2 separate regions of the Homo sapiens genome follow, and region 2 is linked to region 1. A link is a loop called in an ENCODE intact Hi-C map of the cell type or tissue named here. Cell type or tissue: endothelial cell of umbilical vein. All regions are shown on one strand. Each heading gives the region's core, and the rest is flanking DNA. Links, peaks and the distances in the headings are about the cores only. Region 1 overlaps WSCD1 (WSC domain containing 1). Region 2 has its middle 110 kb from the start of AIPL1.

Region 1 (16,441 bases), core at 2,920-10,919:
TCTACAGCCTGAGCCTGGGTCGGTCTGGACGCACGGCTAGTGCTGGGCTGGGCTGAGGTATGGGTGGGCATTCAGCCTAGAGCAAGGTCATGACTCAGCAAGGGCAGGGCTCTGAGGCTGGCGGGGATCCACATGCGGGAGGCTTGGTCTGTGGCCACTAGGTCAAGGAGTGAACATTCCTCCAGGTAAGGAGCAAGGTTCCAGGCGGGACCTCTGTAACAAACCAGCCCCTCTCGGCATCATCTCCTCCATCTTCAGTCCTCCTTGAGCACTTTTCTAGGATCCCCAGGGTTACACAGAATGACAGAGATTTCAGGGATCACAGAAGGGGAAACTGAGGCTCGGAGGTAGGCAGTGAACAGCCCAGGATGCCCAGCCTGCCAGGTGAGTGGGAAAAGGAGCCAGCCTTCTGGACTCCAAGTCCAGGACCTTGCCACATCAACACAGCTCAACTCCTAAGAGGCAAATACATGGATGTGCTGGGTTTCCAGTGAAATCTGCAAACCAATATGGAGGTTAGCTCTGCCAGTCTCTTGCCTCCAGAGCAGTTCCCTTCACTCCAGAGGCAGATCTGGATATTCAAGGTACAAAAAGGAAAGAAGACACCCACAAAGATGACTTCAAGGACTGGGGACAAAGGGGACAGACTTTTGCTTTCAGGCATATGTCAGGTTGGCTGAAAACTTGTCCAGTGATGCTGTAACTGAGAATGGGGCCTTGTGATTTGGAGAGGCAGATGCTGGGAGTGGAACCAACACAAAGCTTGTCATCAGGAACTGTGGGCTTTGAATCCCATCCATGGACTGCCAACGAGCAACTGGGCATCTCTGAGCCTTGGCTTTATCATCTGTAAAAGGGCTTGCAGTTTAATGACTAAGGGCTCTCACAGAGTTTGGATGTGTGTCCCCTCCAAATCTCATACTGAAATGTGACCCCCAATGTTGGAGGTGGGGCCTGGTTGGAGGGGTTAGATCATAGGGGTGGGGATGCCTTATGAATGGCTTAGCACCATCCGCTTGGTAATGAATGAGGGAGTTCTTGCTCTCAGTTCACGGACAGCTGGTTGTTTATAGGAGCCTGGCACCTCCTCCCCATCTCTTGCTCCATCTCTCACCATGAGATATGCTGGCTCCCCCTTCACCTTCTACCATGATTGGAAGCTTCCTGAGGCCTCACCGGAAGCAGATGCTAGGGCCATACTTATGCAACTTGCAGAACCATGAGCCAAATAAGCCTCTTTTCTTTATAAATTACTCAGCCTCAGGTATTCCTTTATAGCAATGCAAATGGGCTAACACAGGCTCTGGAGTCTATAGGTGTGAGTTTAAATTTAGCTGAATTGAGTCTTGGTTCCTCCATCCATATGGTGGATCTGGGGATTGAAATACTCTTGAAGTGCCTTTCAGAGAGTAGACACTCAGTAAGCATGGATGGGCTGAGTCCAGGGGAGGCAAATGCATGGGGTCAGAGGCAGGGGCTTCCTCCCACCCCCACAGCATTCACTTTTCTCCACAAAAAGAGTACACTCACCAGTCCCCTTCTCCGTGCGCTGTAGCACACACTCTAAACAGAGGCTGCAATATCCACTCTATGCATATGAGAGCAGGCCAAGCATGATTGTTTGTGGCAAATGTCAGAGTGTCTCCAGGGGACCCTGTGGGATGTGGGATGTCTCCAGGGGCAGATGGCTCTCTGAAGACTTGAGCCCCAGACAGCAGACCTACTTAACCCACCAACCACCCCAGGTAACACCATCCCTATCAAAGCCAAACAAACATCCTTCAGACAGAAGAGTCTGTGAAACACAGTGTGACTCAGAACCGCCCAACCATTGGGATCCTAAGGTACCTGGCTTTCCACTGACCTGGGAAAGGACTGGCTCTTCATCCCAGGAAGTTTCTCAAACATCCCCCACACACTGAAAGAACTAGGGGACACTGAATAATCACAATGATCATAAGCATTGTCTGGAACACTTGCTACTCCAGACACACCCCAAAACATAAATCACAAAACTGTTCGTGCCCACAAAGTCACTGAATCCTCATCACAGTCTGGTGAGGCACTTTCATCTCCACCCATCCCATTTAGCAGACGAGAAAACTAAGGCTCTGTGTTATGTGACCTGGCCAGGATCACAAAATGAGAAAGTGGTGGAGTAGGAGTATGAACCCAGGTTACCACGACTCTAAAGCCCTTTTACCAGCTTCAGAAGGATGAGGCTAGAAGACACACTTCCCAAAATGTATAAAAAGTCTTAAAAGGGCTCATATAAAATGTACCTATCCTTTGCCCCAGCAATTCCTTATCTGCCAATATAGCCCAATGAAATACTTATGAATGGGCTCAAAGGTTTATTTTCAAGGATGTTTGTGGCAGCATTGTTTATAACAGCAATAAGGAAAAAGAAAAAAAAAGAAAGGAAATGGCCTAAATGTCCCTCAGGAGAGGACAGAATGCCAATAAGCGATAAGGCATAGCACGGTGAAAGAAAATGCTCACAACATATTCAATGAGAAAAAGGAACAAATGTGAGAAGGAATGAGTCAATGTTTATAAAACAAATTACGTAGAGATACACCTAGAACAAAAGACCAAAAAGATGTTCAATGTTATTAGTTGTTACAGGTGCATTCTATTTTTATTTCTGCACTTGGAAAATTTTCAAATTCTCTAAAATAGATATGTGTTAACCCCCCAGAAAAACAAACAATACGTGTTTTTCAAAATATGCAGAGAGTACAGTATCAACAGGTTTACCACAGACTTTTTATAAGCAATTCAAAGCATATCCAATAGCTCTTGGAATGACTACAGCATTTTGTCAAAGAGAAAATTCTTATTCTCAAGGCTCACAAAACCCAGACTCTTACAGACCCAACCATTGGCAAAGACATGAACTTGGGTGCCCCATGGAGACCATAAGGCTACCTTGGATAGACCGAATCTATTGGAATCCAAGTGGATTTTGCAAGAGCAGCTGCCCAGCTGAGAACAAACAGGTTCCATATTAATGCATGCTTTTCCATTTGAAAGGTGGCTAGATGAGCACCACCATTAAATGGCCAAACAAGCAAAAAAACTTAGAAGAAATGTCAATGGGAAAACATCCAGGTGATTAATGCGTAAAGAATTTAGACGCCCAAAAGAGGCTAAAAGAGGGGAAAAAGAAAGCTCAACACCTTTCTTCCTCCTCTCCCTGCGATTCCTTTATCAGTAGAATCACTAACAGCAGCTGGGAGAACAAACCTCACATCACAAGGTATAATCGCCGGTGGAGTGTCTCACATTAGTAACCTATTTGCAGATGGTGTTAGATTTCGCTCATCAGCCTCCTTTCGGAGCACCCCCACAAATGGCCTATCTACTTGAGCACAAATATCAGGCGACAAAACTAATTACCCCAGATCTGAATTGGTAGCAATGCAAATATCGAAGCTGCCCCCTGCTCACTCTTGCCTTGCGTTGAAACAAAGGAGCCGATAGGATCCTGAAGGGGACTGAGAATGAGCAGGTCTCTTTCCATCTCCATACGATCACAGGAAATTAGACAAGATCATTTCACTGGGCTTTAAAAACACATTACATTGGTCAATTCCCTCTTGCTGGCAGAGAGTCAGATCATTAAGATGCAGATATCACCTGGAATGTTCTTTTTCTGTCAAACTACACTCTTGGATCTCCCCAAATCCATTTTCGCGAACTAGCAAAAACAGTAGACATTTTATCTGGGGCCACAAATAAGCCTCAGATGGTGCTCAAAGGTGGGGGCACTACAAGGAACCCCCTCCTCTTTTCCTGTTTCCAAGCCCCACCTCTCACATCTGCTGCTCCCAGCCCCACTGCCCGGCCAGCTCTAATTAAGCCCCTAGCTTCCTACCCCCAGGCTCAGCTCTGCCCCATTTAACATTCTACTGTGAGCATTTTCCATCATCAAAGTCTTTGAAAACATTTTCAATGGTTGTATTATAGTCCACTGTATGGCCGTGGCATAATTTAACCATTCCCACATCATAGGACATTTGAGCTTGTTTTTCGGCCAAATTAGGATGAGATAAAGCTGCCACCGGGACTGCCAGGCAGCCTCCACACCACTGGCCTTTCCAGAGAGGACGTGCTTGGCACTTCAGAGCAGGCAAATACGGCCAGACATCCCCAGATTCACCTCTCTCGCCACCCTCAACATTCAGGAGGGAAGAGAGGATACCATTCCCTGCAAAGAGTTCTCTGGCCTCTGCAGGTCTGGGTCAGATCAACTTCCAAACAATTTCACATCCATCAGACCTCAATACTAGAGGGAGAATTTGCTTCTCCATCCTCACAATGGTTGGAAGAGACCATTGCTCCCCAGGATTCAGCCCCACGGGGATATGGGCCATGACTGGGCATGGCTGCCTGGCATCTTCAGGTGGCTCTCCAGGGCTGTGGTTCTCAACCAGGGGTGATTTTACCCTCCAGAGGACATACGGCAATGTGTGGGGACTGTGTGTCACAACTGAGGGAATATGGGCTGTTGGCATCTAGTGGGTAGAGGCTAGGGATGCTGCTAGATATCCTACAATGCACAGACAGATCCCAACATGAGTAATATCCAACCCCAAATGCCAACAGATCCAAGGCTGTGAACCCCTGCTCTAGAGTGAAGTCAGAATTCCAGCAAAACCCCTGCCAGGCATCTGCAGAGCTCAGAGCTGAGGGGCTAACAGTACAGACGGTTTGAGTTCAAGTTACACCCACATCCACGGGCGAGACAAGCGAGAATGGATGGACAATCTGGGAGCCAAAGGCTCGCTCCGTTGGGCAGATGGCGGTTTGACTTAAAGGCATGACATCCAGGGCACTGTTCTTGCCCTACCTGAAATCCCTAACTCCAGAACCAGGTCACAGGTCGACTTCTGTGGCAGCTTTGCCAAGGCATCTCTGAGGGTACCCCTGAGAAATGCTGTATCCCAGAAGGATCCAAGGAGAACTTCCCTCCCACATTGGACAGGTCAGCTGCCCCGCTCACCCACAAACCCATCCATGCCTCATCCTCCTCCCTGGGGGTTCCCACTCCTTCTTTCATGCCCCCACATCCTCTCTTGTGGATTCCAACCCTGTGGTGTCTCTTAGACCTACTCCCTTCTTTATTAGCTCTCATCCTCTCCGTGCTCCAGAACATCCTACCTGCAGCTATAAAGTGCCACACAAGCCATACCAGCCCCTCCCACCCACTGAAAAAAGTCTCAACCTTGAGGCAGGCATTCAAGCTATATGGCTCTGATGACTGGAGGGACACCAGGGTTCTTGGTCTCGTGCCGGTTTAGACATGGACACATGTGGGGTGATTTTAAGGAGTGAAAAGTTTAACAGGCAAGAAAGAAGGAAGGAAGAAGAAAACAGCTCCCCGTACAGAGACAGAGGGAGGGGGGATTTGAACAAAGAGAAAACCCCGTGTGCAGCGGAAAAGTGGCTGCTTATATTGGGATGCTGGAGGAAGCGGTGTCTGCGTTCCATAAGGCCCAGGGGATTGGTTTGACCAGGTGTGTCATTTACGTAGCCCTTGAAAAACCTGGCCCTCCCACCTTAGTCCTTTAATATGCAAATGCAGGTCATCATGATGTTCTGAACACATGGTGTTATCTGGAGGTGGCCATGACACTCGGTACACCTGGTAACAAGGAAAAGACAGTGGGAATCACCATATTGAGTGAACCCAGTTGCTCTCTTTTTTTTTTTGTTTTTGAGACAGAGTCTTGCTCTGTCGCCCAGGCTGGAGCGCGGTGGTGTGATCTCGGCTCACTGCAACCTCTGCCTCCTGGGTTCAAGCGATTCTCCTCCCTCAGTCTCCTGAGTAGCTAGGCCTACAGGCAGGCGCCACCACACCTGGCTAATTTTTGTATTTTTAGTAGAGACAGTGTTTCACCATGTTGGCCAGGATGGTCACAATCTCTTGAACTCATGATCCGCCCACCTCAGCCTCCCAAAGTGCAGGGATTACAGGCATGAGCCACCGTGCCTGGCCCTTTAAGCCGCCTTTTCTGTTAGAAAAGAGATGGTTTGGGGGTTGTTTCTTATTACAGGAAAATTTCCACCCAGAACCTTACTTTCTGCCTAAAATAACTTCTTAATAACTCTTGTATCACAAAGCCCTCTGCAATTTGTACCCCCTGACCTTTCACAGCCCCCCAAGTAACCCTGCACGCTGGGCCACCTGGGCTGCTTTCCTGCCACCTGGTTCCTGCTCAGCAGTTGCCTCTTCTTGGAACACACTCCTTAATCCCCTCAGCCACCTGCCAACACTGCCCCACATCCTCCAGTTCCAACCCTTCCCAAAAGTTGCAACCATCTTCCTTTCTCAGCCTCCTTCCAAGCCTTCTTCACCTTCTTCAGGCACTGCCCTTACTCTGCCACCAGTGAGAGTCACCTGCCCCTGGCTGTGCCCACCGTCTCAGCATTTGCGTTTTGCCAAGTCCCACTAAATATGCGCTGCCAATACCCACTTTAAACTTTAAAGCTGGAAATGATGACTCTGTTCCTCACAGCTGCAAATGTTGCAGCCCTAAACAATGGAACTCAGGAAACACCACCCTCCCAGTCCCATCTGACCACGCAGAGGCAGCCCGGATAAGGATCAGGTGTCAGCACTGGCTCCAGTGTTGTGAGTGCTGAGGACAGAGGCTGTTTCTGAGAAACCTGGATGCCCTTTCCATGTAGTTCTGACCCAAACAATTCACGACTGCTCCGGCCATAGCAGAGAAGGGAACTTGTCCTTGAAATGCGTTGTGAGGGGAGATGGACAAGGTGCTAATGTGTGATAGCACAAGACACCAAGAGCCTGCGTGTATCTTCTGGCACATGCTCCAGTGTGAAACTGCAGCAATCTGGATTTATGCCAGTAAATATGAAGGAAGGCTGAAAATACAAGTTGAAGAGTTATAAGCCTTTAAATTCTTGTCTGTAATCACAAATACAAACTCTCTGGACCAGCCGGGCACAGTGGCTCATGCTTGTAATCCCAGCACTTTGGGAGGCCAAGGAGGGCAGATTGCTTGAGCCCAGGAGTTCAAGACCAGTCTGGGCAACTTGGTGAGACCCCCCCCACCCCGCCCCCCTGTCTCTGCAAAAAATACACAAAAAAATTAGCTGGGCATGGTAGTGTGTGCCTGTAGTCACAGCTACTCAGGAGGCCAAGGTGGGAGGATCACTTGAGCCCAGGAGCCAGAGGCTACAGTGAGCTATGATCACACCACTGCACTCCAACCTGGGCATCAGAGCGGAACACTGTCTCAAAAAAAAAAAAAAAAGAAAGAACTCTCTGGGCCCTAATGAGGTACACAAAGGGAGGACCCCCAGAAAACTGAGGCATCTGCCTAAAATGCTGCTTTGAGCCCCCCAACACACACAAAATAAGGGTTACGAGGGTGCCTTGCCTCCCCCTCACACATCACTGATCGGGGTATAAAATGAATACAATCCTCGCCAAGGACAACCTGACAAAGTTTACCAAAATGATAAAGACACTCAGTCTTTGACCCAGCATCTCCAAGGAATATTTTTCTTACAGATTCACTCACACAAAGTGATCTACGTACATACACAGGTAGTCACTGCCGCATCGTTTGTGAAGGCTGGAAATAGGCGAAATGCTAAACTGGTTAAATAAATTATAGGACCTCCGTGCAATGGTAAAAAAGAATGAGAAAGCACTTTGTGTCGCGACGTGAGACAATCTCCGAGACAGGCTGTCCGGTGAAGAGTTCAGTGCAGAAGGGCGGGTGCAGCTCCTGCCCGGCTGCGGGGCTTGTTAGAGAATGGGCAAGGATGCAGTTGCTTGAATATTCAGTCTCTCTGGAAGTAGACATGAGAAGCCAGGACAATCCAGGCAAGGAAATGCATGGAGTGAGAGGAAGGCTTCCCTGCTATGCCCTTTGGCGTCTTCATTATGCTCCAAGTAAGCATGTTCCTATTTAAAACTAGTCCGAAACACTAATGGCTCATGGCCACAATGGCCACCCCTTTCTTTCCCTTCTCTTCCTCCTCATCTTCTCCGTCTCTTCCCCCTTCCATAACGCCGAATGGCAGCAGTGTGTAAAACCACGGGCTGTGTGTGGCGTCAGGAGCAAGGGCTGCAAAGCCGGCCGCTCTGTGCCAGTGTGTGGCTGTGTGTGGCATCAGGAGCAGGAGCTGCAAAGCCGGCCACTCTGTGCCTGTGTTTGAGGGCTCTCAGCTCTGCACACCTGCCCAGCCTCTCGCAGCAAGCAGGCATCTGAGTATCCCCCATTGGGAGCTACTGGGAGGATTAAAGCAGATAACCCCCCGCAGGAAGGCTCCTAGTGCCATGCCCAGCACACAGCAGGACTATCCAAGCTGGTTGCTCAAGGCAGGCCTGCCTCCAGCCTGGTCTGGACCACAGAGTTCCTTTGATTCCAACCAGAGGGCCTCTCAAGGGAACTGCTCTGAGCTGCAGGTGTGAGGGAAGCCCTAGGAGGGTGGCTCATTCTCCTGAGAGCACCAGCAGGGCCGGCAGCTGAGCGCGCATCCTTGCTGCCTCTACCCATCGCTCTGCTCCCATGAGGAGGAGAAGGGATGAGGAGGTCCCCAGGCCAGATGTCCGCAAATCAACAAACTGCCTTTTTGGCTCATTTAATTGTGTCGTGGGTGCCCTGATGCCCAAGACATCCTTGGCTGTGGCTTCGGAAATGCTGGTGACGCAGGAGAGCCACTTCAAAGGATGCACTTGGACAAGAAGAAAGCACATATGAAAGCCCCCTCCAGCCCCCTCCAAGGGAGGTGTCCAGCCCCCTTGTTCTCCAGCCCCCTCCAAGGGAGGTGTCCCCAGAGTGCGGAGGAACACATGAAGCAGGGAGAGCGGGAGTGGGGGGGTGCAGCAGAGGATGGCTGTGCTGCTCCTGCAGATCCGATCACATCTGCTGTCATTGAAGTCCACCCCTGCACCCTTCAACCCACAGCAGACTATGGAGCTACCTGAGTTCAAACCCTGACCCCACCACTTACTGGCTGTGTGACCTCAGGCACACGGCTCAAACCCTCTGCCTCAGTTTCCTCACCTGGAAAATGCAGATAATCACAGCACCTAGCTGTAGGGTTGTTAGGAGGATTAAATGAGTTAACCCATAAAGCGCTTGGAACAGTACCTGGCATGGAATGAGCGATCAACGAATGGCAGCTTCTGTTGATTGTCATAATCGTCATCATCATCCTGGCCAAGGCCATCCTCTCACCTTAGCCCTGTTCTATTACATTGCCAAGTATCAAAGCCACATTGAGGGTACAGCAATCCCAGCGCATGTGAAACAGCCCCAGCCCCAAGCCTACTGCCACCAAGGGCCATTTCTAGAGCCACAGCATCCACCCCAATCTGGAGTCTGCCTGACTCCAGCCCGAGATCTCAATGTTCTTTGGACACAGTCTGCTGGGTCTCCCCCAGCCTTGCTTCACACACTCCAGGCCCTGCTTTTTGCAAGCCACCTCTGGCCTTGACCAACTTTCCCCACCCCAGAGCTACCATGCAATGCGGGGTCAGTGGCCTTTGGTGCCTAGCCCTGCCCCTCCATGGGGTCACGCTCTACTCCTCAGCCCAGGCTAAACCAAAGATGCAAGTGTGGCTCCAGCCCCTGTCATCAGATTCACGGCCCAACACCGTCAGCACCAATAACAGAAAATCCATCAGCTATCCCCAAGTCCCGAGCCAGCATCTTCTGGCTTCCAAACCAAGTCAATTTAACATCTGACACTTGTGGCAAGAGTTCGCATCCAGAAAGGCACTCTCCTTTCGGCTTTACAAGCCTTGCTGACAATTCCCCACCCAGCCTCACATGGTGGACAGAGGCGAAGGGCTCCCTGCCGGCTCCCTCTGTGGTACCTGGTGCCTGCCTCCCATCCATGCCCCCTTCCTCTGCTCCCATCTGGACTGCCAGAGGGGACACCCGCAGCCCAGCACATGTGCCCCCCTCTCTCAGGACCACCACACACACTTAAAGGAAAGGGTTGTGAAATGATCACTTGGTCTTACTTTCTGGGAACAAAAGCCCGAGCAAGTCCCCACGGTCACATTGGCCTGTATCAGGGAGCTGGGGAAGGCATGTGTGATGTTCTCTGGCAGTCGGAAGCATCCGCGGTAGGTGGCGGTCCGCCCTGGGGGAAAAGAGAGGGGTTTCTGGTAAGAGATGGTGTCCAGTTGTTGGTGCCTGTCACCAGGGAAAATGCTGGCTTTAGGTCCTGAGACAGGTATAAATAAACTTACGAGGCGAGTTCAAATCAGGGAGGGAAAACGGCCCTGCATGGGACATAGTCATGCTGAGCTTCTGAGAGAAACCAGGCATCAGCACCTTGACCGTCCAGGGTCATCTACAAGGGACCACTTGGCTGAAACTGCAGCGCTCAGCTCTTGCTTCTGCCAGTTCTCCATAAGTCATTCCTTCCTCCCTTCCTCCCTCCCTTCCTCCCTTCCTTCCTTCCTTCTCTTGCTTCTGCCAGTTCTCCATTCCCTCCCTCCCTCCTTCCCTCCCTCCCTTTCTTCCTTCCTTCCCTCTCCCTTCCTTCCTTCCTTCCTTCCCTCTCTTGCTTCTGCCAGTTCTCCATAATGCCAGCCTTCCTGCCGGCCTGCCTACCTTCCTTCCTTCCTTCTCCTTCCTTCCTTCCTTCCTCCCTTCCTTCTCCTTCCTTTTCCTTCCTTCCTTCCTTCTTTCTTCCTTCCTTCAACAAATTTGGATGGTGCTTTTACTAGGTGCCAGATTCCTCCCATGGTAGGTGACCTGAGAGGCTGATATTGTGAAAAATTCAATGTCCTACCGGAAGATGCATTAAAAGAAAAGCAGACATGGAAATCTGAAACCCAGCCATGTTTGTTCTTGCTGTGCCGTTGGAGTCATACCACTGCTTTGCCTCTTTGCAAGGTTTGCCTCTCTCTGATCTTGAACTCCCACTCAATTTCTAGGAACTCCTCAAGCCCATGTTACAAAGAAGCCTCCTGCCAAGCCTCCTGCTGCTCTGTAGAGCCTCCAGGTGGAAAAGTCCAGTGCCCTAGCTGGCTTCCTTGGAGCTGAACAAACTTTCTGGAATGTTCTTGCACCAACTGCTCGTATTTCTTCCAGACTCATCAGGGTTTCTCTAGATGGCATCCTGATTATTACCCCATGCTCTTCTCTACACGGGGTCTCCCAGGGCTCAGTATCTCCCCTGGCTCTCTAGCTGCCACACCACGTGGTGCAAACAGAAACCCTTTTACCAGCCAGAATCTGCCAAGTAGGACCAAACCCTGGATCTGGAAGCCCATCTCAACTGACCACAGCACCTGTGGTGCACGTGTCAGGGCACGACCTATTAGGGCACAGACAACAGCCTAGTGTGGGGAAAACACCAGGGCTTAGGGTTATAAGTGCTTAGGTTCAAGTCCTTGCACTGCCAGTGACCAGCTCTGCAACTCTGCCATGTCTCGGGCTCAGACTCTCAATTTCCTCACCTACATACAGCGTAGTTCCTAGGGTTGTCATGAGGAACAATGTATACCCACGCACATCCCCTGATGGGGCCATGTCTCCCCACCACCGTGTGTCTGCCCTGGCTTTTGGTGTCAAGGTCGAGGGTGGTGGCAGGTGCTGGGCTCACAAAACTCTTTCCTGTTCTTTGGCATGATTGATGCCCCAAAGAACAAACATTTCAATGGACTGGGCACTGGTCCTCAACCAGCTCCACGGGGATAGAACAGACAATGGGGAGAGTCATCAGGGTAGGCACAATCCAGAGATGGGGGAGGGATCAAGATTTCAGCAAGCCCTGGGCCACAGGGAGGGACAAAAGGGGGCCATGAGGCCTCCAGAACACAGCTCCTGGGGGGAAGCTACATCCTGGGTGACCCCTGTGTTCCCCACACCAAGCCCTGATCCTGACACACAGCAGGTGCCCACTACGTGGTGAGCGAACGAATGAACTGAATGAGATAAAGCAGGAAGGCACTGCATATACTGCAACAGGTGAGTGGTCCATGAGCCGCTAAAGAAGGAAGTGTTGGCTGCCTCCGCACTTCACTGATGCGACTCTCAGGACACAGGTTGTCACCTGGTACAGTCCAGTCTCCCTCATTCCCCAGGTGGGAGCCTGAGGGTCACTTGGCAGAATGACGCCTCCAAGGCGAAGACGTTGATGACTTGCTCAGAACCCACTCCGATTCCAACCTGGGGAGCAAATTCATGGGTCTTACTCCTTGTGAATGCTCCTTGCTGGCAGAAGCTGCAGCTCACAATGGTGGTCACCTGGTCACCTCTTGAGAGAGATCCTGTCAGCTCATTCCCTCAGGAAGGGGGCAGGAAGGCAAAGGTACCTCACGGGGGGCTCCACAGCCTGCCCAAAGAGGCAGCTAGGACACCATCTTCAACACTAACCATGACAGCAAGTCCAGCCAACTCCGGATCTAGGGCTGGCTTGAATGATTGGACCATCTGTCTCTTAATCCATGGGCAACCTAAAGCAAAACAACTGCCTTTCAGAATCAATTACTGAGCAGGCAGATGGGGCTGGGAGGGCCGCCGGGAGTCCATATATAGAATTGGTCTTACTTGGGGGCAGGAATGTTGTTTGAAACCAAAGAAATAAAAGCTCCAAGAAGCCAGCGTGGAGCAGTTTGGTCCTCAGGAAGCCCGTTTGCATGTCCAGGTGACAGGATAGGACTGTGCCCACGTGCCATGGCAAACCCCTCTATGAGGTCAGGGCCTGGCAGAGTAGGTGTCGGTGAGACACTGCCAAGTTCATGGTGTCACTAGTGAACCTGTCAGCTAAACGATGTGTGGTCAGTTTCTCCGCCCCTGTCCCCATTGCCCCATCTGGACCCCTGAGCTCCCAGACACATCCTGTCTGAATGCAAGAGGCATCTAAGAAGCCCCGGTCAGCTGGGGTCAAACACGGAGCAGCTCTTCTGGGCACTGTGACCCCACAGACAGTTGCCAGCCAGGGTGGCCTTTAGGTTCACCCACGGTTCTCAGGGCTCGGCTTCTGTGCTGCTTGGAAAACTCACTCGACAGCCCTCCCCAGAACCCCTGTGAAGCCTTAGCTTTTGATCCAATACCTTTTTTTTTTTTTTTTTTTTGGAGACAGAGTCTCACTCTGTCGCCCAGGCTGGAGTACAATGGCATGATTTTGGCTCACTGCAACCTCCGCCTCCCGGGTTCAAGCGATTCTCCTGCCTCAGCCTCCTGAGTAGCTAGGATTACAGGCACCTGCCACCACATCCGGCAAATTTTGTATTTTTAGTAGAGACGGGTTTTCACCATGTTGGTCAGGCTGGTCTCGAACTCCTGACCTCATGATTCGCCCGCCTTGGCCTCCCAAAGTGCTGGGATTACAGGCGTGAGCCACCGCGCCCGGCTGTTCCAATACCTCTTTACCTGGGCTCTGCCCCATTCTTGAACTAATCCGTCAGCTCTCCTGGAGCCCTGTTACTAGGGCATGACCAGAGGCGGTGAGCCTGGACCCTGGGCTGTGCCTCTGCCTCCATCACCACTGTCCTACCCTTGCCAGTGGTGGGGGTGGTCTCCCAGGCTCTGACTCCTTCCCAATCTGCCTCTCCCAGCCATGAAAAGAATGGCCCCCAGCATGTGCAACAGTGCACAGCCCTATTATTTTACAAAGGAGCCTTCTGTGATTAGAGGAAGCGGATTTGTGCTCATCATCTTGCAGTGAGGACAAACCTGAGTTTCCCATTCCTCCTTTGAGCTGGGCCCCTTCAGGGTCCAATTCCTTACCCTGAGAAGCCCAAGGCCTCCTTCCCTATCCTGCTTGGACATTAAGACCCAAACAGAGTGGCCATGCAGCCTGGCGACTTCCCTCCGCTGAGCCCCACGGCCACACAGCCTATCTCTAACTCTCTCCACTGTGGGTCTTTGTTCTTTCTTCATTTTTGGATCCAAGGGATTGCCTTACTTTTCTGCTAGTTCAGCTATGCATTTACAATAATGTTTGCTAAATTTTATGCAGCATTTCTAGGTGCTTTATAGTTAGGGAATTTTCTGATTATCTAGCTCACACCACTGCTAGAAATCTAGGTCTCCTGGATGGGTGCGTGGCTCACGCCTGTAATCCCAGCACTCTGGGAGGCCGAGACAGGCAGATCACCTGAGGTCAGTAATTCAAGACCAGCCTGGCCAATGTGGTGAAACCCCGTCTCTACTAAAAATACAAAAAACATTAGCCGGGTGTGGTGGCAGGTGCCTGTAATCCTAGCTCCTCGGGAGGCTGAGGCAGGAGAATTGTTTGAACCGGAGAGGTGGGGGTTGCAGTGAGCCGAGATTGGGCCATTGCATTCTAGCCTGGCCTGGGTGACAGAGTGAGACTCTGTCTCAAAAATAAAAAATCAAATATAAAAATTAAAAAAAAGAAAGAAATCTAGGTCTCCCTCTGCAATTTACAAAATAGACCGTAGCTCAGAGAGGGGCAGTGAGCTGCCGGAGGCCACACAGCATGTCTGAGGCATACCCAGGCCCCCTAATCAGTTTCTCTCTCCTGCAGGGGACAGGCAAAGGTATGCTTCAGTCATGAACTCAAGCAGTTAAGCCTTCGATGGATCCTAACCCCATCCCTGCCCTGCCAGGAGCCTGTCCAGTGATGGCAATAGGGAAGGGAGGGCAGAGGTTGGCACAGGTTCTGCCCCAGGTAGTTTCATTGAGAGGTTGTGGGGGATGGGCAGCCAGAGCGGGTGGGACAGACGGACAAAGCTCAGGAAGAGGCTGGCACACTCACGCTTCCTGGAGCCCGGCTGCAGCTCGTCCACACGGTACACGGAGAGCCGGTCCACAGCCCCGCACACAGAGCCCTTCTCGCCTTTGCACTCATGGTTACACTCTTCCAGCCCCACGCTCACCGCTGGCAGCCGGTTCCCGCAGTAACACTCCGCCCCGGCCTCCAAGCCGGCGTAGACATAGGACCTGCAGGGAGGAGGCCTGGGTGAGTCCGGACCTTGGCCCAGAGCTAGGGCTGCGGTCTAAACTGCAGACTGTTTCAGCTTGATGTAGATTAGAAAGTATGTTTTTTTTTTGTTTTTTGTTTTAATTATACTTTAAGTTTTAGGGTACATGTGCACAACGTGCAGGTTAGTTACATATGTATACATGTGCCGTAAGGACCTTGTCTTTTCTTTCTCCAGCCTCAGATTCTCCATCTGTATAAGAGGGATAACTCCTTGCTACCTGGCAGACTGTGGAGAGGATTTATGTGGGTCATGCAATGGCAACTGAGTCTGGAGTCAGGAAACGGACTGGACTTGAAGCTGAGTTTGGGTCTAGGTGAACAGACAGGGGCCACAGCCATCGGCCTATGGCTGGCCTTAGGAATCAGTCTCTAGCCAGACTCAAGGGCCACCAGGCTAAGTTCAGGCAACAGTCTTTCCTTTGTGATAAACGAATGGAACCAGCCCCGTTGGTCCCTCTTGCCAGCCCTGAGCTCTGCCCTGCAGAGTGCCGTGGTTACAGGTTATAATGGGTCTAAATCTGTGATGTGCCTGTAAGCTGGTTCTCAGTATGCGACAGGGAGAGCTCTGGTTTGTACTGTTTGCCAATTTCTGTGATGTAAACACTCCCACTATAGGAGATTTTAAGCTCCCAATGGTTTTAGAACGGGCTCACAACAACTCTAAACATTTAACAGCTTCCCATGGTGAGCGGCCGTGAGCTGGTCTGAAGTGCCTGCCACGTGTCACATCTTGTTACACATGGGCCCTACTGCACAGCCCCCATCTCCACAGCCATTTCTCTACTTACTTTGACCTAGTAATACCGTAGGTAAAGAAAGGTTGGAAACAGAACCCTCAATGAATCACACAGGACTTCAGCTACAGAAAGCAGTCAACACTTTCAAATCAGTGGATTTAGATGTGAAAAGCCCAGACTGAAAATCCAAACACAAGCTTCAAGTCCCCATTTGACCACGTCCTGGCGGTGAGACCCTGAACATGACTTACCATCTCTGAGTCTCAGTTTCCTGATCTATTAGGAGACTAAAAAGAGAATGTATCATCCTGTTTCCACCGTATCTAGACCATAACGTATGTTTATGTAAGGACCTTGTCTTTTCTTTCTCCAGCGTCAGTTTCTCCATCTGTAAAATGGGGATAACTAATTGCTACCTGGCTGACTATGGAAAGAATTTATGTGACATAACAAAGGTGAGGCCGGGTGTGGTGGCTCACGCCTGTAATCCCAGTACTTTGGGAGGCTGAGGCGGGCAGATCATGAGGTCAGGAGATTGAGACCATCCTGGCTAACACAGTGAAACCCCATCTCTACTAAAAATACAAAAAATTAGCCGGGCGTGGTGGTGGGCGCCTGTAGTCCCAGCTACTCGGGAGGCTGAGGCAGGCGAATGGCGTGAACCCAGGAGGTGGAGCTTGCAGTGAGTGGAGATCGCGCCACTGCACTCCAGCCTGGGCAACAGAGCGAGACTCCGTCTCAAA
Region 2 (16,441 bases), core at 3,921-11,920, 230 kb before region 1:
AGGTCCCTTGACTGCTGTGAGACTGCCAATCCCTTCCCATTCCAGGTTGGGGAAGCTCACTCGCCTCTCTCCCCTCAGGGACACCACCCTGATGTCACGAAAGATGGAGAAGAGCTGTCTTCAGGAGGCCTTCTGCTTTCAATTCTTCTAAAGTGCTAAAGCCAAGAAGTGAAATGGCCTGGTTGCCTTCTTACAATGGGAAGATATAGTTGGCTTTTTAACACGTGCTCCTGTGAATGATAAGAGTTTTGCCCTATCCAGCGGTTCTGCTCATTGAAATCACCTGAGGAGCTTTTAAACATTCCAATGCGCAGGTCACATCCCAGGCCTGTTAAATCTGAATATTTGCAGAGGGGATCACCATCAATTTTTAAAAAGGTCTTTAGGAGGCCGGGTGCGGTGGCTCACGCCTATAATCCCAGCACTTTGGGAGGCCGAGGCGGGTGGATCATGAGGTCAGGGGTTCGAGACCAGCCTGACCAACATGGTGAAACCCCGTCTCTACTAAAAATACAAAAAAAATTAGCTGGGCGTGGTGGCGGGTGCCTGTAATCTCAGCTACTCAGGAGGCTGAGGCAGGAGAATTGCTTGAACCTGGGAAGTGGAGGTTGCAGTGAGCCGAGATCCTGCCACTGCACTCCAGCCTGGACGACAGAGCAAGACTCCGTCTCAAAAAAAAAAAAAAAAAGTCTTTAGGAGATTCTAAGATGCAGCCAAAGTTGAGGATCACTGTCCTAACAGTGTGGTCCTCAGAGGCAAGATCTATAGACTTCTGGGTGTCTACACTGGAGAATTAATCCCACTCCCATCCATACGCCTGCCCATCCAGCCATCCACCCCTTCCCTTCCCCTTCCTTCCTTCCTTCCCCACTTCCTTCCTTCCTTTCCCCCTTCCTTCTTTCCTTCTTCCTCCTTCCTGCTGTCCTTCCTCTCTCCCTTCCATCAACCAATCTATCCATCCTTACATCCATTCAACAAATATTTATTGACTTGACTTTATGCCAGTCTCTGTTCTGTGTACTGAAGATCAGAAGAAGTACACAAAATGAGCAAAAATCCCTGATCGTGGGCAGCTTTTATACTGAACAGAAAAGACAGACGTGAGATCCGAATCCTGTACAAGGATGTCTATTGCAACATCATTTGTGAGAATGAAGAAATTGGAAAGAGCCCAAATGCCTAATAGAGGCTGTTAAATAAACTCTAGACTCTTGTGCAGCAACCAGGCACTTCCAGATGCATACAGGATAGATCGAGGCGGAATGCCAAACCTTACCATTCCAAGGCTGTATACAATTAGTTACTTCAATGTTACTTCATGACTTTAAGCCTCAGTTTTCTCATCTGTAAAATGGGGATAATAATATTAGCCTCTTCAAAAGTTATTTTATTTTAAAAATGTATTTATAGAATTAAATGAGATTATGCATTAAAAAGCTTAGTAAGTTCACGGCAGAGGAAATCCTCAATAAATATTACCTGCTATGGCTTTTGTTGCTATTGTTATGCTTGCTAGCATAATGGCTGCATGTTAGAGCCACTGGAGATACAGAAGTATCTGTATATATAGCAGAAAAAAATACCAGATGTAGAAGCAGAAAACTTGAGTTCTATTGTGTAGAAGCAGAAAACTTGAGTTCTATTCTTAATTATACCAGTTATGCATCATATGACCTGAGGCAAGGAACAATTAGGAAATATATCAATTAGAATCTCATTGCATTTCATCTGTTAATAGTTAATAATTTGTTTCTTAGTTAAGATCTCTACTCGGATTACTTATGTTCCCCAGTGTTCTTAAAACAATGGAGGTGGTAGGGTCTCCTGAAGTACACTTGCCTTGTCTTATTGCCAGTCACAATAGGGATCTAAGCTTCACCAGGCATGTCCTGGCGACTGAACCCCGAGACGCCTCCTCAACAGAGTGGCAAGAGAAATGCCCAGGTATGAATTTGCCAGGATTGCTCCTAGCTGTGGAATTAAAAAACCCAAATAAACTCACTTTAGATAGGTCTTTAAAAAAAAAAAACTCAAACCAATGAAACATATATGAAACTAGAGAGAACAGTGCAATGAACCCCTATGTATCCACCATCCAGTTTCAACAGTTGTCAACTCATGGCTAACATTTCATAAAATGGATCTTTAAGTATAGCCTGCATGCAATGAGTGTGGTATCTCAGAAGGCTTCCTAATTCCTGCAGTCCAGGTCCTCGTGATATCAGGAGCCAACTCCAGCCTGAATGCTGTAGAGTGCATGCGAAGGAGTGGCTCATGCCTGCCATCCAGCATTTTGGGAGGCCGAGATGGGCAGATCACAAGGTCAGGAGTTCAAGACCAGCCTGGCCAACATGGTGAAACCCTGTCTCTCTTAAAAATACAAAAGTTAGCTGTGGGTGGTGGAGCGCACCTGTAATCCCACTACTCAGGAAGCTGAGGCAGAAGAATCACCTGAATCCAGGAGGTGGAGGTTGCAGTGAGCCAAGAAAGCACTGCTGCATTCCAGCCTGGGTGACAGAGCAAGAGTCTCTCTCAGAAAAAAAAAAAAAAAAGAAAGAAAGAAAGAAAGAAAAAGAAATAAAAGAGTGCATGAGAAACGGACTTTGGTGCAGAGCAACTTGTTACCTGTATGCCTCTGAGAACCAGTCTTGGGTGAAAGAAATGGATAGCAATGTGTCCCAGTTAGACACATGGCTGAGTACCTAACACCCATTATGTTATTTATTCTTCAGAAAATCCCTAAAAGGTAGGCATGCTGTACCTACATAATGGGTGTACTTAATACCCATTATGTTATTTATTCTTCAGAAAAATCCCTAAAAGGTAGGCACTTGTATTATTTACAGACTGGGAAAGGACTTCCATAAACTGCAGGGCAAAGAGCTGGTAAGAAAGTGGCTGAGCCTGTGTTTGAACCTTGGTCCAACACCCAAGCCTGATGCTTTCAATGTCTCTCTTCTACCAGCTAGAGGGGGTTCCAGGAAGGCAGGAAATAAAAAACTGAGTGAGCTCTGAAAACATACATGGTGTTGCTACCCATCACACACAGATGGGTTTGGGAAGACCAATAATTAGCAATAATTAGTGACCTCTAAACAGCACTGTTTGGAAGCTTGGCACACGCTTGGCATGGGGCATCCAAGCCAGTGCTTGATACTGGGCTTTTGTTATGTTGGGAGCCTGGTGATATGGAGGTCTTCTCTAGGCCTACAAGACAAGCTGTGTCTTCTGTCACTCACTCTGGCTCTTGCATTGGTCTTCATGCCATTGCCAACATCCCCACTTGCTCCAGATTAGCTGCTAAGTCTGAAACTGGACCCAATATTTCAATAAAAGCCTCATTTAAGTTGCATAGTGTGGGAGGACTAATACCATGTTTATCGACTGGATTAATTATCGAGTGAGTTTCAGAGTCCATACATAACAATTTCAACATTGTTCTTATTAATGGGGGTTTCCTCCCCGGGAATTGCAACTGCTATTCAAATTGGTTACCCTGTAGCAGCTACTGGAATTTCAGTGAAGGGCTCATTATGTTTGCATATTTCATGCTTCGTTTTCTGTTAAAAATGATCCATATTAGCTAATTGTGGATGTGTTGCTCAGGTCACAGCTGCATGGTGTGAACTCTGTACAGGAGTGATGGATCTTGCATCCTCTGGGCTCAGAGATGGTGCCTCTCAGCTAGCAGGTGGAGGTGGTGGGAGGGAGGCAGCATCTAAACACCAAATAAGTGGGAAGCAAAGTTGTTCTTTCCTTCGAGTTGTTTAGTGGAAAAGAAACTCATGCTCCAGCACAGAGCCTACTGGAGCTTGGAGATGTGGTTCAGAAACATGGACATGCCTGTTCCCTTGTACTCCCGACGATGGACACCTCAGCCATCTCTAGGGGAGAACGGTCCTTCCTCATTTCATCCTCATAGTATGCTCTAGGGTCTGGTAGAGCAGAGCACTGCATCCTCTCATCACATTTGAGAAATCTAAGGCTCTGTGAGGTATTAATAAAACGTCTTGTCTGAAGTCACCTAGAGACAGTGGCAAAGTCAAGTCTTAGATATCTACTTCAAAGCTCTGTAGAGCTCATGTCTTCCCTTTGTGCAACACAGCCCCTTCCTATTAGATGAGTGTCAGGGACACACATATAATTTTTTGAGTGTTCAACATGGCTTTGGGTAACCATATGTTTTGGGTGACTCTTCCACCTGAGCATGTGACCCAGACCTTCCAATCAAAGTATCTCATGCCTTGGTCTCAGCGATTGGTTCAGCCATGGACATGTGATCCAAGTTGGGCAAATGAGAGCTTTCTCTGGAATTTTTGCTGCAACAAAAGTTTCTCTCCTTCCACTGGTATGACCAGCTGTGAGGAAGATGGAGGTCTAGAGCTGGCAGTGGCCACTTTATTGCCACATGGGGAGGCCCTCCCTGGGAATTTAGTGAGAACACAATGAAACAGTGTCCTGTGACACTATTGGACCTCTTGGACCCCACCATGCCTAAGGCCAGCTAAACTACAATGCCCAATTACATGAGACATTAGATTCCTTCCCCACCCTTGATTTTTCGGTTTGAGTTGGGTTTCTTATTTTGTATACTACCACAGGGCGGTTGGGCATGGAGGACTCCAGGGCATCTTCCAACTTACAGGATGCTCCATCCCCATGGGGCCATTGGGCTCCTCCTGCTGCCTGGCTGAGCTGCTCAGGTTGTCATCTAGGAGGCAGACACTTGAAGTGTTAAGTCTGTGACTGGGGGCATTGCTTGTCAGCCAGGTTTCCCTAGCATGGTGGGGACAGAGAGTAGAGAGCTGGGGCTCTACAAGGACAGGTCCAGAATTCTGTGCTGGGTCATTTTGCCTGGGGTCTCTGGAGCTACCCTCCAGGGATACACCATAATCAGAGAGGACACACCAGTGAATCAGTGTGTGTAATTGTTGACTATGCTAGTGTTTCAGATGTCTGGGATATGAGCTGGTAACATTCACAATGTCACTATGACCCAGCTCTGCCATCCATGGGTTTGGGCAAAGAAGCAGATGATAAAAGTTATCATCAGGACACTCAGGGTGAGCTTGAGAAGGTGACATCTAAGCAGCAACTTGAAAGAGGTGAAGGAGTTTGTTTGGCTGACTTCTGGGGGAAGCCAGGGGGAATAGCCAGCACAATGGCCTGAAGGTGGGTGTTAGGCCTCGCATGACTGAGGAGCAGCAAGGAGCCCAGGAATCCTGGAGCAATTAAGGGAGCACATGGTAGGCGACGAGACCAGAGAGGTGGAGAGGGCCAGGCCAGGAGAGCCTGGTCCTGGATTGCCCAGGATAGGTTCATTTGTACCTATACTTCTGGCATAAGTATTAACAGCATCTCATGTCACTCTCAAGAGTACCCCTGTTAGGATGATACAGACAGTGGACACGTACCTGCAGGCCCTTGTAAAGACTGGTTTTTGCTCCTAATGAAAAGGGGCTTAAATTGAAGGATGAGTAGGAAGGTGAAGAGGGATAGAAAGAGGATTCCAGACAGAGGAAAGAGCTTGTGCAAAGGCCCTGTAGTGGGAGAGAAGGATAGTATCAGATCGTGATTTTGACTAATCACTCTGGGTGTACCATGAAATATGGGTGGGGTGGGGTAGGGGCCAGCGTAGATGTGGGAGAGCAGTTAGGAAAGAATGGCCATGGTCCATGTGAGGAACGATGCTTGTATGTAACTGGCTGAGCACAACAAACTTTGCCTAGAACTGAAAGGACCCCATAGGTATTATTATTATTATTGTTCACCAAGACCCAAGTCTTCCAGAAAACAGAATGTGGGTCCCAGTCTCTGGTTCAGGCTATAACTAGCGTGACAATTTCTTGATAAATACATTTTAACTATAAATCATTAAGGTTGTTGGCAGCAGGTCCTCTAGTAAAACAGCAGATAATGCCACTCTGTTATGGTGGGTTGTTGGACTAGCATCTTTATGCAATTTCAGAAAATTTAACCTAGTAAATTGACTTCTCCTAGAGAGTTGAGCTAAACATTTTCTAATAAGTAGGGGGTTAATTTCTCTTCCTTTGTGATGCTGTTAGAATCTGTGATAACTACAACATAAATTTGTATAATCTCACACTCTCAGCAGGAAATAATGAGGGAAAAAGTGGTTTTGACAAATAATTATGATTGAGCTGATGTGAATCCACTTGAGCTGTTAATGTATGTTGAGTGATATGTGAATAGTGCATGGTGAATTCCAGAAGCTCTTCTGATGGTCTCCTGTTGAAGGTACAGACTTTGGGAGAGACTCGCCCTCTTCTAGTGTGACAGTTGTGCTGGTGGACTGCCTCCCATTTGATCACTTTGAACTTGATATTTTGACATTTTGACATTTCTTTCTTCCCTGGGGTGTTTCTAACCCCTGCCATGAGCTGGGGCTGGTGGCCGGGGTAGGATTCCGATGTGCGCTGCACTCATCAGCCGCATTCCTTCCTGGGTTTAGAGCAGAGACCCTGGAGAACATTTGAAAGATTCTGGTTCAGGGTTGAATCTGATCAAGAGTCACCTCGTTTGGAGTATCAGACATTAGTCCTGCCACAATGCATGTGGCTGAAGGGTGTGAGATAGCAGACTTTGGTGGGGATCAAAATGGTGAAGGCAGACCGTTAGGGGAAAAGAAATGGTGAATGGTCACCAGCTTGATGGAGCAGTGAACACCGGTGATATGTCTGACTTGAGGTATGTCCCGAAGTCTGTGATCCTCTCAGGTCTAGCCTGTTCAGATCTCCCCCTCTTTGTGGTCCTCAAACTGAACTCATGCCAGTTGAGTTCCAACCTTCCAGAGTTGGAAAGGTAAGATAGATATTGAACTCACATACCTCTCTCCAACTTGGCTGCTTCACCTTAGGCCCCACCACCATCTATCTCTTGAATCTGCAGCACCTTGACAGCCAGGAGGTATGCTCAGTTTCACTCTTATTATTTTGCTTACCTGAGCCGGTGTCTGATTGCAGGAGTGCTCATATGAGTACAAATGTGCATAGAATATCTGAGGCAGACATGTGAGTGTAGGCCTGCTTGTACCCAATTGACTGTTTGCTTTTCCTGAAGATCTTGTGGGCCCTTCCGTATCTGTGGCCATTATCCTGAGTGGTCATTTTCCCCATACTGCTAAGTGTCTCCTACTATTCATTCTATCTTCCAAGTGCTAGCTGGGCACATGACTGCCAAGCTAGAAACTACATTTCCCAGCCTTCTTTGTGGTCAGAGAAGCCAAGTGACTCATGTGACTAAATTTGAGCCAATGGGATGTGAGTGGAAGTGCCACGTGAGTTCCACCTTAAAGACAAACTCACTTGACCGGGATTCCCTTTTGCTACCTTCTTGCTTGTTGGGAAACATCCATGGTAGGAGACCACCTGGACACAGAGATGGAAGTCCCATGTTGAGGCTGGCAGTGCTGACTGGCCTGCCCCGAATGACCTTGTAGAATGAGGCCATTTACCCTTTCTCAACCCACACCCATCTTTGCATAAGACAGACACTATCTCATTTAAGCCACTGCATTTTTGTTTGTTTGTTTGTCTGTTTTTGTTTTTGAGACGGAGTCTCACTCTGTCGCCCAGAGTGAGATTGTGCAGTGGCACAATCTCGGCTCACTGCAACCTCCGCCTCCCAGGTTCAAGCAATTCCCCTGCCTCAGCCTCCCAAGTGGCTGAGACTACAGGCACCCGCCACCACACCTGGCTACTTTTTGTATTTTTAGTAGAGACGGGGTTTCACTGTGTTAGCCACGATGGTCTCGATCTCCTGACCTTGTGATCTGCCTGCATTGGTCTCCCAAAGTGCTGGGATTACAGGCGTAAGCCCCCACGCCTGGGCTGCCACTGCATTTTTTAGTCTCTTTGTTATACTCCTAAGTCTGTACTCTGGTCAGTATTTCACGTTGATCCTACCCATGTATAGCAAAGCCTGCAGCCTCTCCAGAACCTTTGGGGCTGTCATCTCATCTGATCTTAACAGTGGCCCTTGTGAGTCAGGGAGGGTATGTAGCAGCTACCCCACTTTACTGAGAAGGAAACTGAGGTTCATAGAGGACAGGGTTTTGCCCACGGATACAGATGCAGAGTGGGGACAAGAACCCAGGTCCCGAGCCTTCCCTTATCGAGCTTGTTCCCTGTGCCAGGCTATTGCCTGTAACACTGAATCAAGACCATAACATCGTTATTAAAATATTTACTTGCATGAAAAATTTCTATTACCTGAAACTCATGTATTATAGATGGAATCAGTAGCTTAGAAGGAAATAAACAAGAAGAATCACTTTAATAACAAAAGCTATGCAGATAAATTCCTCATTTCAGCAAGCTCTTGGCGGTCCCAAATAAATATATCATTTTTATCAGGCAAGTGCTCTAGAAACGGCATCTTCGGGAAATATGTCAAAATAATCTCCCTGCCTGCACTCCTTTTTGGAGGAAGGAAATATGATGGTGGCAGCACAAAGAACAATTAACAGGAGTTTCCTGACTACAGTACAAACCGTCATAAACAAGGGTAATGAGAGGGCTGGTCAAGCCGATCTCAGGGTTTCCTTCCAGCCTCAGTGGAGTATGGCAGGGGGCGCACTGGGCTGGGAGTCAGAAGTCAAGACTCCACCCTCTCAGCTTTTGGCTGTGTGACATGAGGCATCCTCTCTGAGCCTCTATTGGCCTGCCTCAGAGAGCTATTTAGGTAGAGAAATTTTCAATTGGATATAACTGTGCACAAAAGATGTGTGACCCTATTTGTCATTAATGTTATTATTTAAGTCATGTATGGGAGGAATGAGGGAAAGAATTCCTGAGAATAGAGGTCTGATAAGTACTGGCTGGGGAGTGAAGGGTGTGTGTGTGTGTGTGTGTGTGTGCGTGCGTGTATATGTGTGTGTGTGTGTGTGCATACATGTGTGTATGTGTGCGTGCATATGCACATGTGCACATGTGTGTATGTATGTACATGTGTATGTGTATGTGCGTACATGCACTTATGGATGTGTATGTGTGTACATGCATGTGTGTGTGCATGTGTATGTGTATGCATGTGTTTACATGTCACGCACGTGCACATATGTATGTGTGTATGTATGTGTTTGCATGTGCATGCATGTGTGTGTGCATGTGTATGTGTGTATGCATGTGTGTCTACGTGTGTGTGTGTGCTGTCACGCATTCTTCTGTGTGCTTTTCTGTAAATGCACCACCATTCACCCAGGCCTCAGTGATCAAACCCCAGAGCCATCTCAGCCGCTGGCTCTCTCCCCGCTGTAGACAGTGAGTCCTGAGCCCTGCGGTGCCTGACCTTCCTAGTCATTCTTGTTCCCAGCGCCATGACCTGTCCTCCACCTTACCGTTCCCTCCTGAATCATGATGCCATAGCTTCTGATTGCTGTCTCAGCATGCCCTCGTCTCTCCCCCTTCCCAGCCTTTCCTGACACTTGCCACCAGTCTCAGTTTCCCAAAGGACAAATCATGTCACTTCCCTTCTCAGAAGCCTTCATTGACTGTAGGATAAAATCCAAAGTCCTCACTTGACACTCGGGGCTCTTTGTACCTCTCTCTCCCCAATGCTGCCCAGTGCTGGCATGTAACCCAGCAGTCCCCAAACAAGCCCTCTCTTTAATGCTCCCACGCTGGTTCACGCCGTGATCTGTCTGCCACAACCTTTCCCCTCTTCTTCGGGGGCAGCTGCTCACCCTCTAAGATACCCTTGGGGATCGTCACAGGCAGAGGCAAAGGCTTTCTCTCCTTGGCTTGTCTCAGACTCCCGTCCGTACCTATGCAGCTCCCTCCACACCCTCTGAGCTGCAGCTTGCCATCTGCTTGTTCCAGTCCAAGGCAGGAAGAGGAAGAGGGAGTATTGCCAAGGTCCTGCTCTTTTTTTTTTTTTTTTTTTGAGATGGAATCTTGCTCTGTTGCCCAAGCTGAAGTCCAATGGCACAATCTTGGCTCACTGCAACCTCCACCTCCTGGGTTCAAGCGATTCTCCTGTCTCAGCCTCCCAAGTAGCTGGGACTACAGATGCCACCACACCCAGTTAATTTTTGTATTTTTAGTAGAGATGGGTTTTCACCGTTTGGTCAGGCTGATCTCGAACTCCTGACCTCAGGTGATCCATCCACCTCGGCCTCTCAAAGTGGTGGGATTACAGGCGTGAGCCACGGTGTCCAGCCAAGGTCCTGCTCTTAAGGTGCAGCAACCCTGCCTGCTAGCAGAACATGGGCTCTGACCCATCAGACCAACATCTCCACTCTTGGGAAGGGATAGGGAATAGGCATGCAGAGGCAGGGATTTCGGGACAGGGAGGGCAATGTCCCTCCTCTTTAGCAGTCTTGTAATATTTCAAGCCCAAGCTAAGAAGCAAACTTTTCCCTTTTCTTTCTTCCCTGTGTTGCAATACCCTTGCCTGTACCCACCTGATTTAGTCACAGCTCATCCCCATAGCAACTCACGTTCCTCGCCAAGCTGTTAGGGTCTCTATCAGGAGAGGAGGGAAATGAAAGATTGGGCTGTTTTTCATTTGGAATCCTGTCTAGCGCCCTTATGTTCTGGTAGGCTCCTGGCAGGAGCCAAAAAGAAGAAATAACATGTGACAATTAGTCCAAACCAATCCTTAAGTATCCTGCATCATGTGCGTCGTTCAGCCCTGAGGACTCAGAATCTCCAAATATGTGTGTATATCTTTGCCACAAAGAGGAATGCAGAAGGATCTAAGCTCAGATCATATTAATGTTCCTGATCCTAATGGGAGGCTGGAACTATGCAGGGGGATGCAGAATGTCCTTGAGTGACTCTGTCTTCAAGTAAGAAAATCCCCAATGCATGAGACCTGAGACTCAAAATCAGTTCTCTGGACTTCGACGCTGACGCCCTTTGCATAACACCTGCTAATGTGTGTGCATGCATGCATTTGTGTGTGTGCACGTGCGTGTGTACATGCACACTCGTGCATGTGTGCACATGGAGTGTGATTGGACTTGCATGTGTAGGAGTGTATAAGGGCCAAGGGCTCACACAATCATAGGCAGAGCTGATTTCCCTTGATAATGCTGGTGTACCTCGATAACTAGCCTGCCAAAGGTAGAAGTAACTTTCGTGTTGTTTCTCTCAACTCCTCTACTTGACAGTGAGAAGGAACTTGGAAAAGTTGATCATCAGTTTCTCTATCAGACGTGCCCAGCAAAATTGTGCTACGCATAATACACCAGTAATTAACCTTGTAAACTTACTTTTTGAACAGCTCTCATCTATAGTTTACAATTAATTAGGGGATCCACAAGGGATTGATTCTGAAGAAGATAATTATGCCTCTTCCTGGGGTTATGGGGAGCTTCGCTAGGCAAGAGGTATCTTATTTTCCCCGGGAAATTAAACCAGCGCTCCATTATCAGATTATTTCTAAATGAGTAAAGGACTGAATTTTGACATCACGGTCTCATTTCGGCAGGAAAGAGACAAACTGACAAGCTGTTTTGTCACATGCTTCTTTGAGCAGAACATTTTGAGGAATGTCTCTGGGTCTGTCTGGGAAGAGGAGCCGCTGGGCAGGAAAAATGTCCCAGATGACCAAATGTGACGGGGCTATTTGCCAAGTAATCACCCCACGCCTGAGCACAGGAAAAGAGGAAATGCATTTCCATTTTCTGGTCTTGGGCCAGAGGGAGTTTGCTCAGGGTGGGGAGTCGGAGCACATTTGGTAAAATATTATGACCATTCTGCATGGCTATTGATGCTAGTGTACGCAGCGGTATGAAATCAACCGATTCTGCCTAATAACATTTTGCTCATCCGTAGCAGGCCCCCTCGGGATGGCCTTCCAGCTCGCACACCTGTCTTCCCCAGGAATGGCCCTCGTGACTCAGAGTGGTTGCCCTGCAGCCTCAGCCCGCCTAGCCAGAGCTGATCTGTCCCAAGTGAAGACACATGACCTCAGCTGGGCCAATCAGATTCTCTCCACCGGGAATTATGAATGAAGGCAGTTCCACTGGGAGCCTTGACTTTGATTGGCTCTTGGTAAGGACAGCTCCAGTGATGCGGTACTCCTCTTTGGAGAGAAGGGAGGTGGAAGTGAAAATCTGGAGCCTGGCTTTGGATCCAGACATTTCTGGGTTTGAATCCTGACCCACTTCTGGCTCCCGTCCCAGCCCTGTGACCTTCAGCAAGTGACTTAACCTCTCTGACTTCAAGTTCCTCACCTGGGAAAATGGAAATCAGGTAAAGAGAAAAAAAATATATTTAAAAACTATCTTAAAGCCACTTTTACTGGTTGTGAAATCTCTCGATAAATAGACTTTGGCTATATTGATAAACTCTTTGGTTTTGAAAAAATAGGCCTGAGGATGTACACGCCTGGAAATTCATAGAAAGAGATTTATTTTGTTCTAAAGAATGAAGTAAGAATCGCAGAGCCGCCATCTTGCATCCCCGCGTGTGTTTGCCTAACTCTGCTTGAACACTGAGTGCCAACCTGCCCCCTGCATGGCCCCTTTTCTGCTCTGACAAGATGAAAGAGACAATCATGAACTAGGAAAAACCCGCCAAACTTCAGGCACAACCGTGCATTGGTGGGAAAGAAATTGGTTGTAGAAAGAAGAAGGTGGTTCACAGAACAGCTACAGCAGATGATTAAAAAAACTTCAGCTCTTAAACAAGTTAGGGGCCGGCACAGCGGCTCACACCTGCAATCCCAGCACTTTGGGAGGCAGAGGTGGGTGGATCACCTGAGGTCAGGAGTTCCGGACCAGCTTGGCTAACATGATGAAACCCCGTCTCTACTAAAAAAAAAAATACAAAAAATTAGCCAGGCATGGTGGCAGGCACCTGTAATCTCAGCTACCCGGGAGGCTGAAGCAGGAGAATTTCTTGAACCTGGGAGGCAGAGGGTAGGGCTGCAGTGAGCCAAGATCGCACCATTGCACTCCATCCTGGGTGACAGAGCAAGACTCCATCTCAAAAAAAAAGAAGAAGAAGAAGTTAGGGGCAAACAATATCTGGTATTGAAGAGGTGAATACATTTACAAGTTAAAGTAGATCAAGGAACAGTGATCCGCTTTAACAATCCTAAAGTTCAGGCATCTTTGGCAGCAAACACTTCTTTCACCATTGCAGGCCATGCTGAGACACAGCAGCTGATGGAAACGCTACCCAGCATCTTAAGCCGGTGAGATGCAGACAGTCTGGCTAGTTTGGGAAGATGGGCTGAAGCTCTGCCCAAACAGTCTGTGGATGAAAAAGCACCATTTGCTACTGGAGAGGATGATGATGAAGTTCCAGCTCTTGCAGAGAATTTTGATGAGGCTTCCAAGAATGAGGCAAACCGAATTAAGCCAACTTCTGAAGAAGATAAAACCTGCAGAAATTACTGGGAGCTGCTATATTACATTAGGACTGCTTTTTTTTTTTTTTTTTTTTGACAGAATCTCACTCTTGTCGCCCAGGCTGGAGTGCAATGGTGCGATCTTAGCTCACTGCAACCTCCACCTCCTGGGTTCAAGCAATTATCTTGCCTCAGCCTCCCAAGTAGCTGACATTACAGGTGCCCACCACCACGCCCAGCTAATTTTTTTGTGTTTTTAATAGAGATGGGGTTTTACCATGTTGGCCAGGCTGGTCTCGAACTCCTGACTGCAGGGGATCCACCCATCTCAGCCTCCCAAGGTGCTGGGATTACAGGAGTGAGCCACTGCGCCTGGCCTTGACTGCTTTATAAAGTTGATATATGGATCTGGTAAAATCTAGATCTCTAATATTTTTAAGCCCAAGCCCCTTGGACACTGCAGCTTTTTGCTTACATACAATTCATTTTTGCTTATATACAATTCATTACTTGTAGGTAATTAAGCTGAAGAAGCCTGGAAATAAGGTTTGAAACAAAGCTTAATGAGGTTATTTGACTACTTGAAAGAAAAAAAAAAGAATTGTAGAGTTTCTAGAGTGAGTGGGCTTAAGGCAGGAGAGGGAGGAGGAGGCTCTTGGTGGGAGTGAGGAATGAGTCCCAGAAGATGGGAGAATCTGGGACTTCTGGAGAAAGTTTTCAAATTTCCTTCTCTGATTTTGCTTTCACCGAACCCAGAACCCAGGAGCCAGCAAGAGTTAGTGGGCAGTGCTCACAGAATTCACATACCCTTTTCTCTCGAGACCACATGCAAGGGTACTCTGGGTTTGGCACTTGCCAGGAAACTGGAAATCTTCCTCTTGAGCTTCATCATTCTTGGCAGGTTTTGAGTTCTAAATGAGCCAAATCTATCTAGCCCCTTTAGTGAAAAAAATGAGCTTTAACCGTGAGGGAAGTTGCCTTGGTGGTCCAACCACCAGACTTTCCCAGTGGAAGAACACGCCAGACTCTGTCAGTGGACAACCCTCCTGGGAAGTGGACCCGTTCTTCAGGCCATAACTCAGGGGGTCTCAAGTCCCTGCAGCAGCACACAAGACTCCTTATGGATCCCGAAGTTCCACAATGGCAGTTGTCTTTGCTCCCCCACCATTACTCCATCATTTCGTTAACTTTTTCTGAATTCTCAAGGCCAGAATTACATGGTTCAAATTGTCCCTTTCATCATATTTCCATCTTCCTGGTCTAATTCTGCTGAATGCTTTCTAGGCATACTGTATGGCTGCCATCCAAGGGCTTTGCTTTAGTGAATCCACTCTCTCTTGCGTCCTTTCCTAGTTTTTTGATTTACTTCCTTGTCTATCCAGAGCATACCCTCAAGTCACTTTTTAAAAAGGTACATGGGAAGTAAAGCTTCTGAGTCTTTGCTGTCCGAAAATGCCTTTATATTATCTTGGCATTCAATATAGACTATAGAATTTTAGAGTAAAAATTATTTTCCATCAGCACCTTGGTGGCATTTTCCCATTACCTTCTGGTGTTCAATGAGGCTGACAAAAAGTTTCTGATGCCAGGTTGACTTTGTTCTTTTGGGGGTGAACTTTTCTCTCTTTTTGTAAGTTTTATCTTCAGAACAGAGGTCAGCAAATTTTCTTCTGTAAAGGGCCAGATAGCAAATAGTTTAGACTTTGCAGGCATGTGGTTTCTGTTCTAACTGCTCAGCTCTGCTGTTGTAACATGAAAGCAGCCATAGGCAATACATAAACAAACAGACATAACCATTTCCAATAAAACTTTATTGACAAAAACAAGTGGTGGGCCAGATTTGGTTCATGAATTTAGTTTGCCAACCTCTCTGCTTTAGAAGGTCAAAGGGCATTCTTTTTATGCTTGACATTTTAAATTTTTCCAATGAACTGTCTATATATTATTCTTTATTCATTGACTATGCTTGAACACTTAGTGAAACTTCCAACACTGATATTCATGTCCTTTAGCTTTGATAAGTTTCTTAGTTTCTTACTTTTCTAAATGTATATATATACACTTTAATATATATAAAGTATATATTAAAGTGTATATATATATATATATATATATATATACACTTTAATATATATATATTTTAGGTATCCAATACCTGTTGAACCTCCCAGATTTATTCAGTATATCTTTTTTCTTCTCTCTCTCATTGTTTTCATCTCTTTTTGTTGTTGTTTTTATGTTTTTCTGAACTATTGCTTTTGACTTTTTAAAACAATCCTTTTACACATGTAAAAAATTTTGGCCATATATTTTTTAATTTTAACCGTTCCTTTTTGTCTTCTAATTGTTTCTGTTTTATAGAATCATTTTATTGTATAATGGATGCAACATCTTCTGGATTCTTCCTGAAGATACCAGAGGTTTTTTGTTTTTTTCTAATTGTCTTATATTTCCTGAATTGTCTCTAATCCCTTAGGGGTCAGTATTTTCCTTTATTATTGTTGAGTTATTCTCTTTTCTACTGCAAGTTGTTTTCCTTTAAAAATATCTGGTGTCCTGGTTGACAATTTGCATTTAAATTAAGGAATATAGAGTTGCTTCGGTAGCCTATGAGTATGAGGAGACCTTGTTAAATTGTGGAATTTGCTCTAAAATGTTGGTAAAGGAGCTGGCTTTAGAGATGGAAGACCCCTAAATACCAGAATATGGAGGTCTGTTTTCCTGGAGTGTGGTTGTTTTAAAACATGTCCACAGATTCTGGGGGATGCTCCCCTTCAGGAGAAGGAGCTTCATTCCACTTTCCTTGAGTAAGGATTGGGCTTAGTGACTTGATTCTGCTGAGTAGAATATGGCCAACGTGACTATGTGTGACTTCCAAGATTTGGTCATCAAAGGCAACTATTTCTTCTTTGTTGTCCCCCTTGGGGGAAGTCAGCTGCCATGCCATGAGGACACTCAAGGAACCCTGTGGAAAGGTTCATGTGGTAAGGAGCTGAGGCCTCCAGGCAACAGCCCTACGAGTGTGCCATCTAGAAAATGGATCATCCAGCCCCAGTTAAGTCTGTTTGTTTATGTATTGCCTATGGCTGCTTTCATGCTACAACAGCAGAGCTGAGCA

The links. Peaks named below come from ENCODE experiments on the same cell type or tissue, not always from the same donor. Only the 100,000 strongest peaks of a DNase experiment are listed, where the experiment ranks them.
Region 2: a loop joins it to region 1, with 8 times the contacts of the local background. A loop is called at or near these places in 10 of 110 quality-filtered maps.

Annotation. Positions count from the first base shown.
Region 1 is chr17:6,088,798-6,105,238 of GRCh38, reverse strand. WSCD1 (WSC domain containing 1) reads right to left here. Exons shown (of 9, transcript NM_015253.2): 4 at 14,734-14,918; 5 at 10,016-10,137. Among named protein-coding and RNA genes, the nearest start is that of WSCD1, 27 kb to the right of the region's middle. RefSeq lists enhancers at 6,111-6,878, 7,512-8,410, 8,411-9,311. In endothelial cell of umbilical vein, for the core only: no CTCF peak of the experiment used is centred there; DNase peaks (open chromatin) are centred at 6,248 and 6,598; H3K27ac peaks cover 2,163 bases.
Region 2 is chr17:6,319,298-6,335,738 of GRCh38, reverse strand. It overlaps the pseudogene BTF3P14. Among named protein-coding and RNA genes, the nearest start is that of AIPL1, 110 kb to the left of the region's middle. In endothelial cell of umbilical vein, for the core only: a CTCF peak has its summit at 8,580; DNase peaks (open chromatin) are centred at 8,538 and 9,718; H3K27ac peaks cover 767 bases; H3K27me3 peaks cover 301 bases.